2 separate regions of the Homo sapiens genome follow, and region 2 is linked to region 1. Evidence: chromatin loops called from intact Hi-C (ENCODE). Cell type or tissue: endothelial cell of umbilical vein. All regions are shown on one strand. Links, peaks and the distances in the headings refer to the core of each region. The heading gives the core; the rest is flanking DNA.

Region 1 (8,486 bases), core at 289-8,288:
CTGCATCTTGGTCAGGACTCCATTTGTTACCTGGACCCCCACATCCCCACCTGACAGGGGAGCTATGATGACACTTCAGGTCCTTGGGTGTCAATGTCAACTCAGACCCTGTGTCCAACGGTCCTCAAATGTCTAGGTATTGTATTCCCAGTTCCCTTGTGCAGAGTGACCTAAATAAATGGCCATAGGTCCTGTTGGGGGAAAGCACAGGGGTATCACATGCCAGCAACAGGAGTTTTACATACCATGGTAATACAGGGTTCTTCTTTCTGGAAACCCAGCCACTTTTCTTTCTGGAAACCCAGAGGAAGTTTCACCATGTTGGCCAGGCTGGTCTCAAACTCCTGACCTCAGGTGATCTGCCCGCCTAGGCCTCCCAAAGTGCTGGGATTACAGGCGTGAGCCACCGCGCCCAGTCGGGAGCCAAGTTCCATAGCAGCATCTTTGCCCTCAGCCCTGGCCTGCAGAGGAGAGCCACCACTGAACATTTTAGTGATGCTGGTGCCCTTCTCACCAACACATTGTGTCCTCTGAGCCCTTTCATGGACCGTATGAATAGACAGACATTCCGGCTGCCCATAGCCTATCCATTTTGGCACACTCATCGCCTTGAGCCTTTTAATCCTTTCCTCCACCAACTGCCACAGCAATTCTGGCATTTCACCTTTGCTCGGCAGGATGGTCACTTTCTCCGCACCTCTGGGGCATCCTAGTAGTGATGCCCAGTTAGTGCCATCTCCCTGGATGCTGCATCTCAGGAAAGCTCTTCCCTGTGTGCTGCGATGTTCTGGTCCTCTGATCGACAGTCTCAGTCCAGGCCCCTGCGCACTCCCCTGGTCCCTGTGTGTGCTGCCGTCTGGCTTGGTCCTGCAACCCCTGGGGAATGATCCCTTTCCTCCCGTATCAGGGGCATTGCACACCCAGCTGGATCATGCTGTGACCTAACCTTATTTTTAGGCCTAGTGGCCAGGAGGGGAGGTGGGAGCACTTCCTGAGAGACACTTCAGGAGAATGGCCTTTGCAGTGATCTCCAGCACAGGGACAGTGCTAGCTCCCACTCGTGTCGGTGGGCCATTCTGCATGCTCGGAAGGGTCAGCTGAGTCTGGGAATTCACAGGCTTCTGGAGCATCCATATAGATGTCTCCATCACACATATATATCACAGCCAGGTTTTACCCACCAGGGCCTTAACCTTGGTATAATGAAACTGCTTCAATGGGCATTTCATCCTGCCCTGTGCTGTAGGAGGTTAGAATTTCTTTGTATGCAAACAAAAAGGCCCTCTGGCTTCACAACTGCCTTTCAGTTGCCTGTTATGGCCCTCAGCTGTCTGTTCTTTTTCTGAAGGACATCAACTTTCTATCCCATACCCTATCCTTAAAGCAACTGTGAACGCCAGACCTCTCAAATACCTCATGCATAACACCTACTAGTGCGTTTCCCCCTCCTTCCTCACCAGGGGAATCCATAGTTGGGCCACTGCCCTGACCCAGGGGCTGCTGTGCCTCACCCCTCTTAATGCTGGCCCCGTGATAACTGGTCCAGTTCCAAAACCCACCTGTCAACTGCTTTCTGGGACCATTCCTTGTACCAACTATCACAAATTGGGTTCTCCAGAAGGCAGAGGCTGATATGGAGTTGAGGGTGCATGATGTTTACTAGAGATCAATAACTGTGAAAGGAAAGAGGTGCACGGGAACAGATGTAGGCAGAGGGAAAAGCCAAGCTGCAATGCAGACCTGTCAAATGCGTGGCCAGCCCAGTGCAGAGCTCTGGAGCAAATGTTGCAGCAGAGTTACCCTTGCCAGGCTGAAGTGGCCAGGCCCTGGTGCCCTCATCTCACCTGGCCCCCAGATTGGGCTCCCCTAGGGAGGCCATGGGCTCAGGCAGGACAACCCCTGTGGGAACAACAGCTAGAAGCTCCCTGCTGAGAGCACCGGGCTGGGTACCATGTCTTGCCTTAAGGGAGAGCTGGGTGATGATGGAAAATGAAAATCCTTGTGGCTGATGAGAAACTTCTGGAGAGATTTGAAGTATGGTTGGGATTTTAACAGAAAAAAGAGAAGGGAGAGACCTTCTCAATGGAGAAAGCCCCTGAAGGCTTCCTAGAAGACGGGAGAATGAGAGGCTCTGGGAAAAGGTGGGACTCTTGGGGTAGCCCCATCCGGGAGGCTGTCTTCTGGGCCTGGAGACACAGTGTGGGGTTGGGGAGGGGCCTCATGGAGTCACTTTTAACAGGCTGGAAGCCTCTTGAGGCTCATCATCTATTTGTTTCTCTCTCTTGAAAAATCGTTGTGACTATTCTTGCATAAACCCCAGAGATCTGCATGTGCCATCCACAGAGGGCAGGCTCCCAGTAGTGCCCCAGCTGGAGTCCATGACACTAGCAAAGTTCTTAGAAGGAATATCTGGCACGTAGCATCACTATTGAGAAAGCAGAGGGACTTGCCTCCTCAACCCCTGCAGGAGGTCCTGGCATTCCAACTGGACATCATCACTTCTGCTGATTTCTGCCCAGGAGGGGTCACCACCCCTCCCCCAATGCCCAACTGGCTGCAGGCGGAGCCCTGGGGGTTCACCCACCTCTCAGGAGCAAAAGGCCAAAGCAATGTGGTAAAGCTTCGCTGTACTGTTAACAATTTGAAACGGAGAAGAAAGAAAACCACAAGAACAACCCTTTGACCATCTACACACACCTCACAGTGTCTTGAAATCTACTTCATTGCTCATTTTGAAAGAACTAAAAATGAGGGTCCTCGCAGAGAAGTAAAACACCCCTGACTTGAGAAGACACTAACACAGAGGGGATTTTCTTTTTGCTTTTTATGTTTGCCTTCAATTGCACTTGAATCCAGATAAACACAAAGTCCCGTTGACACCCTCTTCCCCAGTTCCAGTCCCTTTCTGGAGGTGACCATGGTCAGTGTTTATCTTTCCAAATCTGTCTCTATGTATGTACCTACCTATATGTGTACAGATAAAAATAATTTTTGCGGCAGCATAAAAACATATTCTCCATAATAGCCTGAAGCTTGCATTTCTTTTTTCTTTTTCTTTTTTTTTGAGACAGAGTCTCACTTTGTCACCCAGGCTGGAGTGCAGTGGCACGATCTTGGCTCACTGCAAGCTCCGTCTCCCAGATCCAAGAGATTCTCATGCCTCAGTCTCCCGAGTATCTGGGATAAGAGGCGCGCACCACCATGCCTGGCTAATTTTTGTATTTTTAGTAGAGACAGGGTTTCGCCATGTTGGCCAGGCTGGTCTTGAATTCCTGACCTCAGGTGATCCACCCGCCTTGGCCTCCCAAAGTGCTGGGATTACAGGCATGAGCCACCGCACCCAGCCCTGAAACTTGCATTTCTTACACATAAATATATCTTGGAAATCTTTCCATATTAGCAGTGTGGTGGCATTGGAATGCATCCATTTGGGAAGGCTGGATTCTGTCTTCCCTGTATATGGCCAGTTAGGGGGGACCAAGAGACGTTTAGGCTGAGATTTGGATATCCTGTATTGCTGCTCATTTGACGGCTGCAGCTGCTCCACCTGCCCTGTGTCCTCCTTCAGCAGCTCCATCTCCTGCGCCAGGTGTGTGTTTGGCTTTGTGATGAAGGAAGAGGTCAGCTGCTCCCGCAGGACACTTGTACCAACAAGTTGGAGGTGGAGAGAGACTCCTGTGGATCTTGTGGGCTCCTGCTGGTTCTCACTCTTCCCTACTTACATCCCTCTTCTCTTCCTGCCGTGTGGATGCCAAGCTCCAGTGTCAGATGAGAAGGTAACAGCCTTCCCAAGACAGTTTAGCCAGCTCCCCGATTGCTTAAAGTCAAATCCCCATCTCTCTCTCTCTCTGTCTCCCTCTCTCTCTTCCTCTCCGTCTCTCTCTCTCTTTCTCTCTCTCTCTCTCTCTCACACACACACACACACTGTACCTCCTAGTGGTTCTACTGCTCTAATTGAACTGTTGAGAATACATAATGATACTTCATTCTTTATTCTTTTTAACCACCATGAAAATGGCAATGTGATTTAGCCTCTCTCCTATATGAGACCTTTGGGAAGGTCCACTTTGTTCCTCTAACAAACCATGCTATAATAAGCACTCTTGTTCATATTTGTTTGTTTTTTAAACCATATCTATAATTAGTTCTCCAGAAAAATTAAGCTGATGATTCAAAAAGTTTGCATATCTTACATTTTAGGAAGTAGGTCCAAATTGTAGGAAGGCTGCCTGGAACCAATGTAGATAGGGAGCATTGATGCAGTGGTTTTAGTCTCTTCCCCCAACAAGGATAGAGAAACATTTGACAACAATCAATTAGTCAAGATAAGCACTTTCCTTGGGTTCAGCAGTATACTTGGCACTAACACGTACCCAACATAGGAATTCCCAGACTGTACAGTATGCTCAAAAAAGTCTAAGGGACACAGAGAGTGTAGTAGGTTGAATCATCAATCTCAATACTTCACTGCCCTGTTGCAGCAGTATCACACATCCATACCTTTGCCATGGTCATGGGAGGGCAAAGTGTGCCATTCACCCTTGAATTGGGGCTTGGCCTTGTGACTTGTGTTAAATGCTAATTACAGATTTCAGATGTGAAGTGAGCTGAAACTTGAAATATGATTGTGCAGTTGGGCTTGCCCTACTTTTTGGCCATGAATAGAATATGCCTCAGGTGGCCGGGCGCAGTGGCCCACTCCTGTAATCCCAGAACTTTGGGAGGCCGAGGCGGGTGGATCACCTGAGGTCAGGAGTTCGAGACCAGCCTGGCCAACATGGTGAAACCCTGTCTTTACAAAAATACAAAAATTAGCCAGGCATGGTGGCATGCGCCTGCAATCCCTGCACTCCAGCGTGGGTGACAGAGCAAGACTCCGTCTCAAAAACTGAAAAATAAAAAGAATATGCCTCAGGTATCTGCTGATCCAAGGGGGATGAAAGACATGTGGTACAGACCTCAACTCAGCCACAACCTGGAGCCAAGACCCACAGATGCTAGCAGAGAGCAGCGGAGCCCCAGCTGGCCTAGAGACAGATCAGAATCACACATTGCATTTAGTCATCATATCTCTTCAGTCTCCTTCAATGTGAAACAGTTCCTTAGCCTTCATGGCCTTGACACTTTTGAAGATCACAGGTCAGTTTCTCATGGAATGTCTTTCAACTTAGTCCTCATGACTCAATCCTGGTTATGCATCTTTGGCAAGAATATCAGAGAAGTGATGCTGTGTTCTTCCCACATCCTATTAGCGCATTTCCTGCCTTGCTTTCCATTTGTCCCATTGCTGATGACGTTCACTTTGATCACTTGATTAAGGTGATGTCTGCCAGACTTCTTCACTGAAAAGTTACCCTTTTCCCCCTTGAAATTAATAGATGCTTTCTGGAGAGACTATCTGAAACTATGTAAATATTTATTTATTTATATTAGTGTGGAGTCATGGTTTCCTAAATCAGTCAATGGGTTATAACCATTACTACCATAATTTATTTTGGTGTTTAAATTGTCCCAGCTTTGCTTAATAGAAGCCCCTTCAAGTTGGCTTCTGTGTTGACATATCCTCATCATTTTTTTTTAGCACTTTTTTGCTTTCTGACACAACAGGATCTTCTAGGCTTTTCTTACACTTTCTATGCCTTAATATGGGAATCAGTCATTTCTGCAAGGAGCCCTAGTTCCTGCTATTGGAAAATGGTATTTAGAAGATCTGGGTGCTGGATGTGTTCATTGCTAGTGAGGTGTGTCACTCTTCCCAGGCCCTCAGAGCTAGTGAACATTGCTATCTCGTTTTATTTATTCATCCATCTACCTATGTGTTGAAAGCCATGAGTTCTGATATAGATCTCAATTCCAACACGACATTACAGGGTTCACTTAGGTTCTGTTCCTCTCCGTGATTGTAACTCCCTTCTCTGACTCTGAGAAATCTGGCTCCCATTATTCCTAATATATGTACTTTTTGATGACTTTCCCTGCTGTCACCCATCTGCCATCATCATCCTTTGCCCTGGACACGCTTCTCACCTTCTGACTCTCTGTGCCCAGCTGCCCTCTTGCGTGGACACCCTCTTCATCTCTCTAACACCCATATGGGGATGTTCCTCTATCTGCATGGACTCTGATCCTTCATGCCAGGCCTTTCCTCTGTGTAGACAACTTCTTCCCTCTCTATAGACTATGATACCCGCCGCCAGGCCTCTCCTCCCCATGCACACTCTCCTCTCCCACCCAGGTTCTGTCTTCCCACACGAGGGCATGCCCTTTCACCACGTGGATACGTCCCTCACCTTTCAAAGGCTCTGACATCCTCCTCCTCAGATGCCTTCTCCTCCCTGTCTACTCCCCATGCCAGGCAGTCTTTCTACATAGACACCCTCCTTACCCCACTCAGGCTCCGACACCCCATTCTGGACTACAGCAGTCTCTCCCAGGTGTACTAGGTGCCTGCCTTGCTTTGTCCTAATGGTTTTTAGAACAATCTGGTCAGAATGGGATGGGAAAGCACAGGAAAGGAAGTAAAAAAGAGGGGAGAGAGCCAGGCTGCTAAGTGAAGAACAGACTGTAGGGAGGCAGGAGGAGAAGGAAGACCAGGTGAGAGGCTATCACAGCAGTCCCATTGAGATGATGGTGACTCAGGTGGTGAGAAGTGGTCAATATTCCAGGTATATTCTAAAAGTAAAGTCAGTAAGAAATACTGATAAAAACACTTGGGAATTCAACCCAAGGACCATTTTTTTGTTGTTGTTTTGCTTAGTTTGCTTAGTCATGGCTCAAGTGGGTTGCAAATAGAAACCCACTCTAGGCCGGGCACGTTGGCTTACGCCTGCAATCCCAGCACTTTGGGAGGCCGAGGCGGGTGGATCACTTGAGCTCAGGAGTTCGAGACCAGCCTGGCCAACATGGTGAAACCCCATCTCTACTAAAAATACAAAAATTAGCCAGGTGCAGTGGTGCATGCTTGTAATCCCATCTACTCGGAAGGCTGAGGCAGGAGAATTGCTTGAACACAGGAGGCGGAGGTTGCAGTGAGCCGAGATCACGCCACTGCACTCCAGCCTGGGTGACAGAGTGAGACTCCATCTCAAAAAAAAAAAAAAAAAATGAAAAAAAAGAAACCCACTCTAACTTAAACAAAGAGGATAAGAGGATGAATTTGTAAGGATTCAGGTGTAGCTCTCAAGCTCTCAGAACCCAAAGGCAGGAGGAGCAGCTGGGTCTCACAAAGAGTAAGAACCAGTACCCAGAGAGGCGCCCGGTGCCGGGGCAGGCGTCCTTCCTCTATCTGACTCCGGCCACATGGTCGCTCGTCAGTGCTGCTGCCGCACACCTGCTCTATTCTTCTCCCTGGCAGACCTCTTTCCTCTGTTCCCCATGCACACAGCAGAAAATGGTGATGATGACCCACAGCTCCTGTCTTACCTATTCCTGTTCAAAAGACCAATGGGAACCAAAGAGTCTGATTCCTAGTTCCAAGTTCTCAGGAAAGAGGTTCTGAGTGGTCCAGCGTGGGTCAGTCGCCCATCTCCTATGGCCTCCTAATAAATATGTCAATATGTTGTGATACCCCATGTAGTGACCTCAAATTCAGCACCACCTGGACAAGTCAGTCAGGAGTGACACTCCCTTACATGTATTCCTTAAGGGGCATTAGTTCCAGGGAAAAAGAACCAATGATACGAAAGGGGTATGGCAGGAGGCATGTGTTTCATGGTTCCACAGGTTTGGGAAAAGGTTAAAGGGGGACAGGGTTACATGGTACAAACCTGGCTCCTGGAACTATTTTTATTTTTTTTTAGTTGTTATATAATATTTGACCTATGTATGGGCTACATGTGATATTTTGTTACATGGATAGAATCCCTAATGATCACGTCAGGGTATTTGGGATAGCCATCACCTCCAGTATTTATCAATACATTGTTGCTGACTATATTTGTCTTACTCTGCTATCATTGAACATTAGAATTTATACCTTCTGCAAGGCGGGTGGATCACTTGAGGTCAGGGGTTTGAGACTAGCCTGGCCAACATGTTGAAACCCCGTCTCTACTAAAAATACAAAATTAGCTGGGCATGGTGGCACGCACCTGTAATCCCAGCTACTCAGGAAGCTGAGGCAGGAGAATCGCTTGAACCCGGAAGGCGGAGGTTGTGGTGAGTTGAGATCGCATCACGGCACTCCAGCCTGGGCCACAGAGCGAGACTTCGTCTCAAAAAAAAAAAAAAAAAAAAAACTTATACCTTCTGGCTGGGTGTAGTGGCCTCAGGCCTGTAATCCCAGCATTTTGAAAGGCCAAGGCAAGCAGATCACTTGAAGCCAGAAGCTCGAGACCAGCCTGGGCAACATGGCGAAACTCCATCTCAAAAAAAAAAAAAAAAAACTTATACCTTCTATCTAATCGTGTGTTCGCACCCATTGGCTTGACCTCTCTTTCCTGGACCCATTCTTGATTGAAGTGGGGACACTTGTAGGGACCAGGGGT
Region 2 (8,486 bases), core at 374-8,373, 49 kb before region 1:
TTTATTTTTTTATTTTTTGACAGGATCTTGCCCTGTCACCCAGCCTGGAGTATGGTGGTTTGGTCATAGCTCACTGAAGCCTTGACTCCCTGGGCGCAAGTGATCCTCCCACCTCAGCCTCCCAAGTAGCTGGGAACACAGGCACACACCACGATGCCTGGCTAATTGTTTTATATTTTTGTAGAGATGGGATCTCTCCATGTTACCCAGGCTGGTCTTGAACTCCTAAACTCAAGTGATGCCTCCACCTCGGCCTCCCAAAGTGCTGGGATTACAAGCAAGAGCCACTGTGCCAGGCCGAATCTTTCAGACCATGCATATTCAGAAAAACTGAGCCACAGGTTAGGATTAGATCTCTCTCCCTCCCCATGAGTTGGGTGGTAAGAACACCAATAGCAACAGCACAACAACAATAATAGTACCTATTATTTGCTGAGCACACTGGAGAATGTTCACATTTCAAGAGCAGGAGCACTGCCTGTCTAGTTCTCTATTGCCAGCACTTAAAAGCAGGTGTTAAGTGAATACTTAGGAATAAATGAATACATTTCTCATTTTAATCTCACAAGAACCTAATGAAGTAGATACTATGATTGTTCTCATTCTACACATGGAAAAACTGAGGCACAAGGAGATTAAGTAATTTGCCAGAATGACATGGCTAATAATGGTAGTTCGGATTAGAACTCCAACTATTTGACACCAAACACCACCACTACTCCCATTGGCCATAGAGAAATAGATTGATGACTCACAATTACAGAACAAATGCTGGTAACGATGGGTTGGCTTGGACTAATGGAAGATGAGGCTTGAATTAAAATAAAACACTGGATAATCCAAAAACCACTTTCATTTGGCTCAGGAATATAGCCAGAAACATATTCTCAGAGGAGCAGCTACATTCAAACCATCTGGACTTGGCTTCCATCTTTACCCAAGGCTGACATTTTCTGGAAGGGATCCTCAAAGGATGCAGCCCTGTCCCCCACTCCCCAACCAGCTGCCCTGAGCTAGTGCATCCCTGAGAGCCTCTAGAAAAAGAACACCCACAAACACTTCCAGAAGCCGTGTCCCTGTTTTTTAATCTCTCTCTTCCTGAAGTCTTGCTTGTAACTCTTGTTTTGCAAATAGCATATTTCTTCCTACCATGCCCTCAGGAAGAAAATATATTCCTTAATTTGAATAAACAACCTGTGATTCACGTTGGAGGGACTCTGTATGAGGACCAGAGAAAGGTCCATTTCCCAACACGTGCTGGAGGGGCCAGCTGAGAGTTGTTTGTGTCACAGGATTAAACTCCAGCTCATATTCTGACTTATTAAATATACCCAAGTCTTTTGGTTTCTCAGAGCCCTTCCTGCCAACTGCAGCAACCACAGGCGGATACCACTGTGAGCACAGCCCAGATGTGGGAGCGCGAGTGAGTGGAGAGAAATGCTGGGAAGACCAGCCGAAGCTTCAAACACAGGGCAGGCCTCCCTCAAGTGGAAACCTGGAGTCGGCGTGGCTGCCGCTCGGCTCTGGTCCTGACCCAGTGAGTGATAGGCAAGGTACCCACTCTTTCTGGACTCAGTTTCCTTCTCAAGAATTCGGAGATAACTGCAGGGCCTTCCTTCTCCGAGGAGTGAGGTAAATATGCCAAAGGAAGCTCACTCCAATGTGGATAAAGACAAAAGGGTGAATTGGCTCTGAGAGTCTCATGGGTTGAATCTGACTTGTGGACGTTTTTCAAAAAAACCAGCCTGGGCCCGGTGGCTCATGCCAGTAATCCCAGCACTTTGGGAGGCCAAGGGGGCCGGATCACCTGAGGTCAGGAGTTCAAGACCAGCCTGGCCAACATGGCAAAACCCCGTCTCTAGTAAAAATACAAAAATTAGTTGGGTGTGGTGGCGGCTGCCTGTAATCCTAGCTACTCGGGAGCCTGAGGCAGGAAGAATTGCTTGAACCCGGGAAGTGGAGGTTGTAGTGAACCAAGATCATGCCATTGTACTCCAGCCTGGGTGACAGAGCGAGACACCATCTCAAAAAAAACAAAACCAAATGTTCCCCAAATTTAAATTAGTTGCTAATATTAAAAAACAAAGAGGTTTTACTTTTTAAAAAATTCAGATACCCAAGAATTGGAAAATCTGACATCAGACAGGTTGCATCCCCAAAGGGTACAATGAACCAAAGCTAAGTACTGGCTAGCACTGACTTTAGACAGGGCAGAATCTTACCAGTTTACCACAGTCTCCACCACTCTCTGTTGTCAACCCTATTTTACATTCATCATTATCTAAATGTAACTTAAGTATTTTATTTGATTTTTCATATGTCAAAATTATAAGGTTTCCTTCCAGATTTCCTGTTTGTAAAATTTCACATAGTTCATTAAAGCTGAGCTTAGAGGATGTTCTCGCTTTGCAGATACTTTGTGTGTATGTTAGTTTGTTGACTGGATAATCCTGGTTCTTATAAACTTTTGGGTTTGGAGTTTTTACCATAACTCCAGAGGTAGCTGGCCAGCCTGAGAAGTGGCAGAGTACTAAGAGAAGAGAGGATACAGAGGGAATGTATGGCCCATACTCCACTCAGCCTTAAGATTAAGATCTAGGCTGGGTGTGGTGGCTCACACCTGTCATCCCAGCACTTTGGGAGGGAGGCCAAGGTGGTTGGATCACCTGAGGTCAGGAGTTCGAGACCAGCCTGGCCAACATGATGAAACCCCATCTGTACTAAAACTACAAAAAATCCGCCAGGTGTGGTGGTGCACGCCTGTAATCCCAGCTACTTGGGAGGCTGAGACTAGAGAATCACTTGAACCCGGGAGGCAGAGGTTGCAGTAAGCCAAGATCATGCCATTGCACTCCAGCCTAGGCAACAAGAGTGAAACTCTGTCTAAAAAAAAAAAAAAAAAAATTCCACAGTCACATGAGACCTGGACTAGACTTAAGTGGATGGGGATGGAAAGGAGGTAGTCTTTGCCACACTTAAGGTTTTTTTTGTTTGTTTTTTGTTTGTTTGTTTTTTTGAGATGGAGTCTCGCTCTGTCACCCAGGCTGGAGTACAGTGGCATGATTTCGGCTCACTGCAACCTCTGCCTCCTGGGTTCAAGCAATTCTCCTGCCTCAGCCTCCTGAGTAGCTAGAATTACAGGCATGCGCCACCACGCCTGGCTAATTTTTTTTGTATTTTTAGTAGAGACAGGGTTTCACTATGTTGGCCTGCCTGGTCTCAAACTCCTGACCTCAGGTGATCCTCCCGCCTCGGCTTCCCAAAGTGTTGGGATTACAGACGTGAACCACCACACCCCGGGCTGCCACACTTAAATTTTTTTTTTTTTTTTTTTGGAGATGGAGTCTCACTCCATCACCCGGGCTGGAGTGTGGAGTGCAGGGGTGCGATCTCGGCTCACTGCAACCTCTGCCTCCCAGGTTCAAGCAGTTCTCCTGCCTCAGCCTCCCAAGTAGCTGGGACTAGAGGCACATGCTGCCATGCCCAGCTAATTTTTTTGTATTTTTAGTAGAGACAGGGTTTCACCGTGTTGCCCAGGCTGGTTTCCAACTCCTGAGCTCAGGCAATCTGCCTTCCTTGGCCTCCCAAAGTGCTAGGATTACAGGCGTGAGCCACCGCGCCCGGCCACACTTAGATTTTAATCCAGCACAGGAGTCAGCAAACCTTGGCCAGTGAGATGGTCACCTGTGGGTTTTTTTTTTTTAACTTATTTATTTTTCTGCTTGAAGGGGACAAGCAAAGTCACCTATTTTTGAGAATAAAGTTTTATTGGAACACAGCCATACCCATTTATTGCCATATTGTCTATGGTTGCTTTTGCCTTAGGAAGGTGGCATTGAGTAGTGTCAACAGAGACCACGCAGCTGGCAAGTCTAATATGTTTACTATCTGCCCTTTTATAGAAAATGTTGCCAAGCCCTGATGTAGTACCTTGGGTTGCTAGGAACAGAGGCCCACCCAGGTTAGCTCTGTTTGTGGTCAGAACGTAACAGGAAATGTGCTAGATGCCAAGGGCATGAGCTACAGAAAAATCAGGCCTTGGCCAGGCGTGGTGGCTCACGCCTGTAATCCCAGCACTTTCAGAGGCTGAGGTGGGTGAATCACCTGAGGTCAGGAGTTCGAGACCAGCCTGACCAATATGGTGAAACCCCGACTCTACTAAAAATACAAAATTCGGCCAACGCGGTGGCTCATGCCTGTAATCCCAGCACTTTGGGAGCCCAAGGCAGGCGGATCACAAAGTCAGGAGATCGAGACCATCCTGGCTAACACAGTGAAACCTCGTCTCTACTAAAAATGCGAAAAATTAGCCGGATGTGGTGGCGGGCGCCTGTAGTCCCAGCTACTTGGGAGGTTGAGGCAGGAGAATTGCTTGAATCCAGGAGGCGGAGCTTGCAGTGAGCCGAGATCGAGCCACTGCACTCCAGCCTGGGTGACAGAGTGAGACTCCATCTCAAAATAAATAAATAAATAAAATAAAATAAATAAAAAATATAAAATTAGCCGGGCATGGTGGCACATGCCTGTAATTCTAGCTACTCAGGAGGCTGAGGCAGGAGAATTGCTTGAACCTAGGAGGTGGAGGTTGCAGTGAGCCGAGATCGTGCCATTGCACTCCAGCCTGGGCAACAAGAGCGAAACTCCATCTGGAAAAAAAAAGAAAAAGAAAAATCAGGCCTCAAGAAAGCTAAATCCCACAGGTTTTCCTTGTGGGATTTCTGTTTCTCTCTCTTTCTTCTCTGCTCTTTTTCCACTGCCAACCTTCCTCCACTTACTTTGTCTGTCCTCAGCTTGCACCAAGCTCCTCAGGACTACCCAGGCCCCATCTACATCATGCAATTCCCCAAATGGCCTTTCAGCTTTGGTTTCCATTGCTAATGGCCCCAGCCTCTGAGTTTCCCAATTCTAAACTCCCAGGGGAGGAATTTGATTGGCCCAGATCATCTTTTCAAGTCTATGGGCCTTGGAGATTCTTAGCTAGCCTGTGGCTGCCCCCTCCTCTCAGTCAGGGCTCTGTCCCCCTGCCATCAATATCAGTGACCATGGAGCATTGTCCCATGGAGCAGAAGGTGTTGTCCACTTAGCAGGGGTGGCAGGCATAGAGCCCTCATTTAGAAGGGAGTGCAGCAGGGCAGGAACACTTAGCTAACTCAACTTGTGAAAGACCTGGTCATTTATCAAAATCAAAGGTCATTCTTCTAGCTTGCTTATTCACAACATTGACTGAAAAGTGAAAGTCTGAATTATCAACATGCCCACTATGAGAGGTGGTACAGAGTCCTCCTGAAGTTTGCAGATGGGTATAAGGTCAGCAGAGGGAGAGAAGAGCCAGATCAACTGCCATCAATTGGTGGGATTTCAGACATTAGAGCCTTCTCCTCTCTAAACTGGCAGGAGAAGAAGGGGCAGGAGGAAACCTAGCCTGGCAGAACTTGTTCTGGTTCCGCCACAAACAAACCGGTGATGAATGCGTTACTTTCCTTCCTCCCACCTCACCCCAGGCCTCAGTTTCCCCACTGATTGAAAGCTTAGAGCCTTCCCAGTGATGATCAAACTGTGCCCTGCAGCACCAGCACTTGGAGGGCTTGTGACAACACATGCTGCTGGTTCCTACCCCTGGAGTTTCTGGCCCAGCAGGTCTGGGTTGGGGCCTGAGAATCTGCATTTCTAACAAGTTCCCAGGACTTGCTGATGCAGAGGACCCAAGCCCACACTTGGAGGGCCCCTGGTCTAAATCATCGCTAAGGCTCCTTCCAGCCATGGCACCCTGGTTCTAGTCTGCTCCTGGGGTTAGGTTTGGTGAGATTCCTGGTCAGTGTGGAGCACTGGGATTGTGTGCCAGGGAAACCTCTTGCTTGTGTTAAGAGGCCTTTCCTGAGCTGAGTAGAGATCTGATTGTGCCCCCCCCCCCCCCGCCACTACCACCTTTTTTTGCCTCTCACCACCACAAGGACCATTTTACCAGAGAGTCCTGGGCTCCAGAAATACCCAGCCGCCTTCCCAGTCTGCTGGAAAATGTTGACTTTCTGTTTCCCTCCTTGGCCAAATTTTGTGGGCAGCGTGGCTCCCCGACACGTAGGCCGCACAATTGGCTCTCACAACTCACTTCCTCAAAGGTGATCCCATGTCGTTCTGCTGTCCATGATAAACAGCTCCAGACTGGGCAGCCCAAACCCAGGGGAAAGCCAGCCTGCTGTGGATCTGGAAAGTTCCCCACAGGCAGAGAGATGGCAGCTGTTTCTCTGGCCCAGGCTGAGGCCAAGCCACAAGCTGGGAGGACAACTTGGAGCTCAGGCGTCCAACCAGGGCTGCAAATTGCCCCTGCAGGGCCCGGCCGAGTCTGAAGGAGCCAGAGGAGGCGGAACTCTGAGTGACGGCTGAGTGGGGAGACACCCTTCATCATCTTGCTAAGTCACTAAGAGGTTTCTGAAACAGGTGGCTCAAATTTCCTTGAAAACCCAGAATAATCCCCCATTTGAAGTGTGCGCGAATCTTGTTGTCACCACCTAGTATTAATGGGCAGGCACCGCAGAAGGGAAAAGGGGTTTTCGGCTGCATTTTTGCACACTGACTTGCCTGACAAGCTCAATAAAAGCTTAAACAAATATTAAAAAACACACAGAGAGTCAGGCTGGTTTAAATTAACTTCCCAAGCACTTCACCTACTGTAGGAAGAAATTATAACAAAATGTCAGAGCAAAAATAAACCGCGCATGGAAATAAAAATAAAACATGAAATGCCCTCTTACAACTAACTGTTCAGTACGATTTAGTTCATAACAACATATCATTGTACATGAAGTTTTCATAGTCCTAAAGTGTATTTGGGCATTAGGAATGTTGACTTTGAAAATTTCATATTTTACACGTTGGGAATCTGTCCCTTTCCCAGAAGTCTTATAGATGTAAACCACTTTAAAACCAAACCAAAAAAAAATTCTCTGTTAACTCTGAAATAATTCTTCCACATAGAATATGCTACTTGACTTATGACCCCAAATTCCATTTCTCTTAGGTGTTCGCATCCTTAGCCTGCTGCGTAGGCTCCACAAAGACCCTGCTCCTCAGTCTTGGAGAAGAAGGAAAGCGTTTGGGGTTGAGATATGACAGGTTCAACTCTGGCCATCTTGAAATCTCACCCAGAGGTGGAGTTTGTGAAGGGGAAAGATCCTTTGTAATCCTTGAGCTGTGGCTTGTTAAATCCTCCAACCTCAGTGCTTATACTGAGCTGGATATACAGGTGCTTCTTGATTTACAATGCAGTTATCTGCCGATAAACCCACTGTAAGTTGAAAATGTCGTAAGTGGAAAACCCATTTAACACACCAACCTTACCAAATATCATAGCTTAGCCTAGCCTACCTTCAACACTTACAGTGCTCAGAACACTTACATTAGCCTACAGTTGGGTGAAATCATCTCACACAAAGCCTATTTTATAACAAAGTGTTGAATACCTCATGCAACTTATTGACTACTGTACTGAAAGTGAAAAACAGAATGGTTGTATGGGTACTCGAAGTACAGTTTCTACTGAATGCGTGACACTTCTGCGTCACCGTAAACTAAAAAAAATCATAAGTTCAACCATCATAAGTCGGGGAGTATGTGCCCTGAAAGATTAAAGGAGAGGGATGCTTGGAGATCTCTTTCCAGGATAGAATTAAGAGACAGAAGGAAAGCAGGGGAAGGACAGAGAAAGGAAAGGAAAGGAGAAGGTAGGAAGGGAGGGAAGAGGAAGAAATTTCAGAAAGGAGGGGAGAAAAGAGGGGAAAGAGAAAGAAGAGAAAATTTAAAAAGCAAGGAAGAGGCCTGGCGCGGTGGCTCACGCCTGTAATCCAGTACTTCGGGAGGCCGAAGCGAGCTGATCACTTGAGGTCAGAAGTTTGAGACCAGCCTGGTCAACGTGGCAAAACCCTATCTCTATTAAAAATACAAAAATTAGCTGGGCATGGTGGCACACGCCTGTATTCCCAGCTATTCGGGAAGTTGAGACAGGAGAATCTCTTGAACCAGAGAGGTGGAAGTTGCAGTGACCTGAGATTGCGCCACTACACTCCAGCCTGGGCAACAGAGTGAGACTCTGTCCACCACCCCACACCCACCCCCGAAAAAAATTAAGGAAGAAAAGATGGAAGGAAGGAGGGAGAAAGGCAGGCAACTGGGCATTTCCTGCCCAGTTCATTCATCTTGTAAAAGTTCTTTCACAGGCTGGTAACTCCTACTTGGTTTGTTAAGCCAAGCTGATACACCCTGGCTTTCTAGCCAGGCAGAGTGTGGGGGCTGAGAAAGACTTTGTGGGCCTACGTGTCCCTTCTTCCCCTGCCAGATTTCTGTCACACCTCAAAGGTGATTTTCTTTTCTTTTTCTTTTTTTTTAAAGACGGAGTCTCGCTCTGTCGCCCAGGCTGGAGTGCAGCGGTGCAGTCTCAGCTCACTGCAGGTTCAAATGATTCTCCTGCCTCAGCCTCCCAGGTAGCTGGGATT

What was found. Hi-C counts contacts between places; a loop is a spot of excess contacts. Peaks named below come from ENCODE experiments on the same cell type or tissue, not always from the same donor. Only the 100,000 strongest peaks of a DNase experiment are listed, where the experiment ranks them.
Region 2: a loop joins it to region 1, with 6 times the contacts of the local background. A loop is called at or near these places in 6 of 110 quality-filtered maps.

Annotation. Positions count from the first base shown.
Region 1 is chr5:142,198,368-142,206,853 of GRCh38, reverse strand. No RefSeq gene overlaps it. Among named protein-coding and RNA genes, the nearest start is that of NDFIP1, 94 kb to the right of the region's middle. RefSeq lists enhancers at 649-1,149, 4,547-5,746. In endothelial cell of umbilical vein, for the core only: no CTCF peak of the experiment used is centred there; DNase peaks (open chromatin) are centred at 4,393 and 5,193; H3K27ac peaks cover 3,314 bases.
Region 2 is chr5:142,247,021-142,255,506 of GRCh38, reverse strand. No RefSeq gene overlaps it. Among named protein-coding and RNA genes, the nearest start is that of SPRY4-IT1, 67 kb to the left of the region's middle. RefSeq lists an enhancer at 8,283-8,486. In endothelial cell of umbilical vein, for the core only: no CTCF peak of the experiment used is centred there; a DNase peak (open chromatin) is centred at 3,956; H3K27ac peaks cover 911 bases.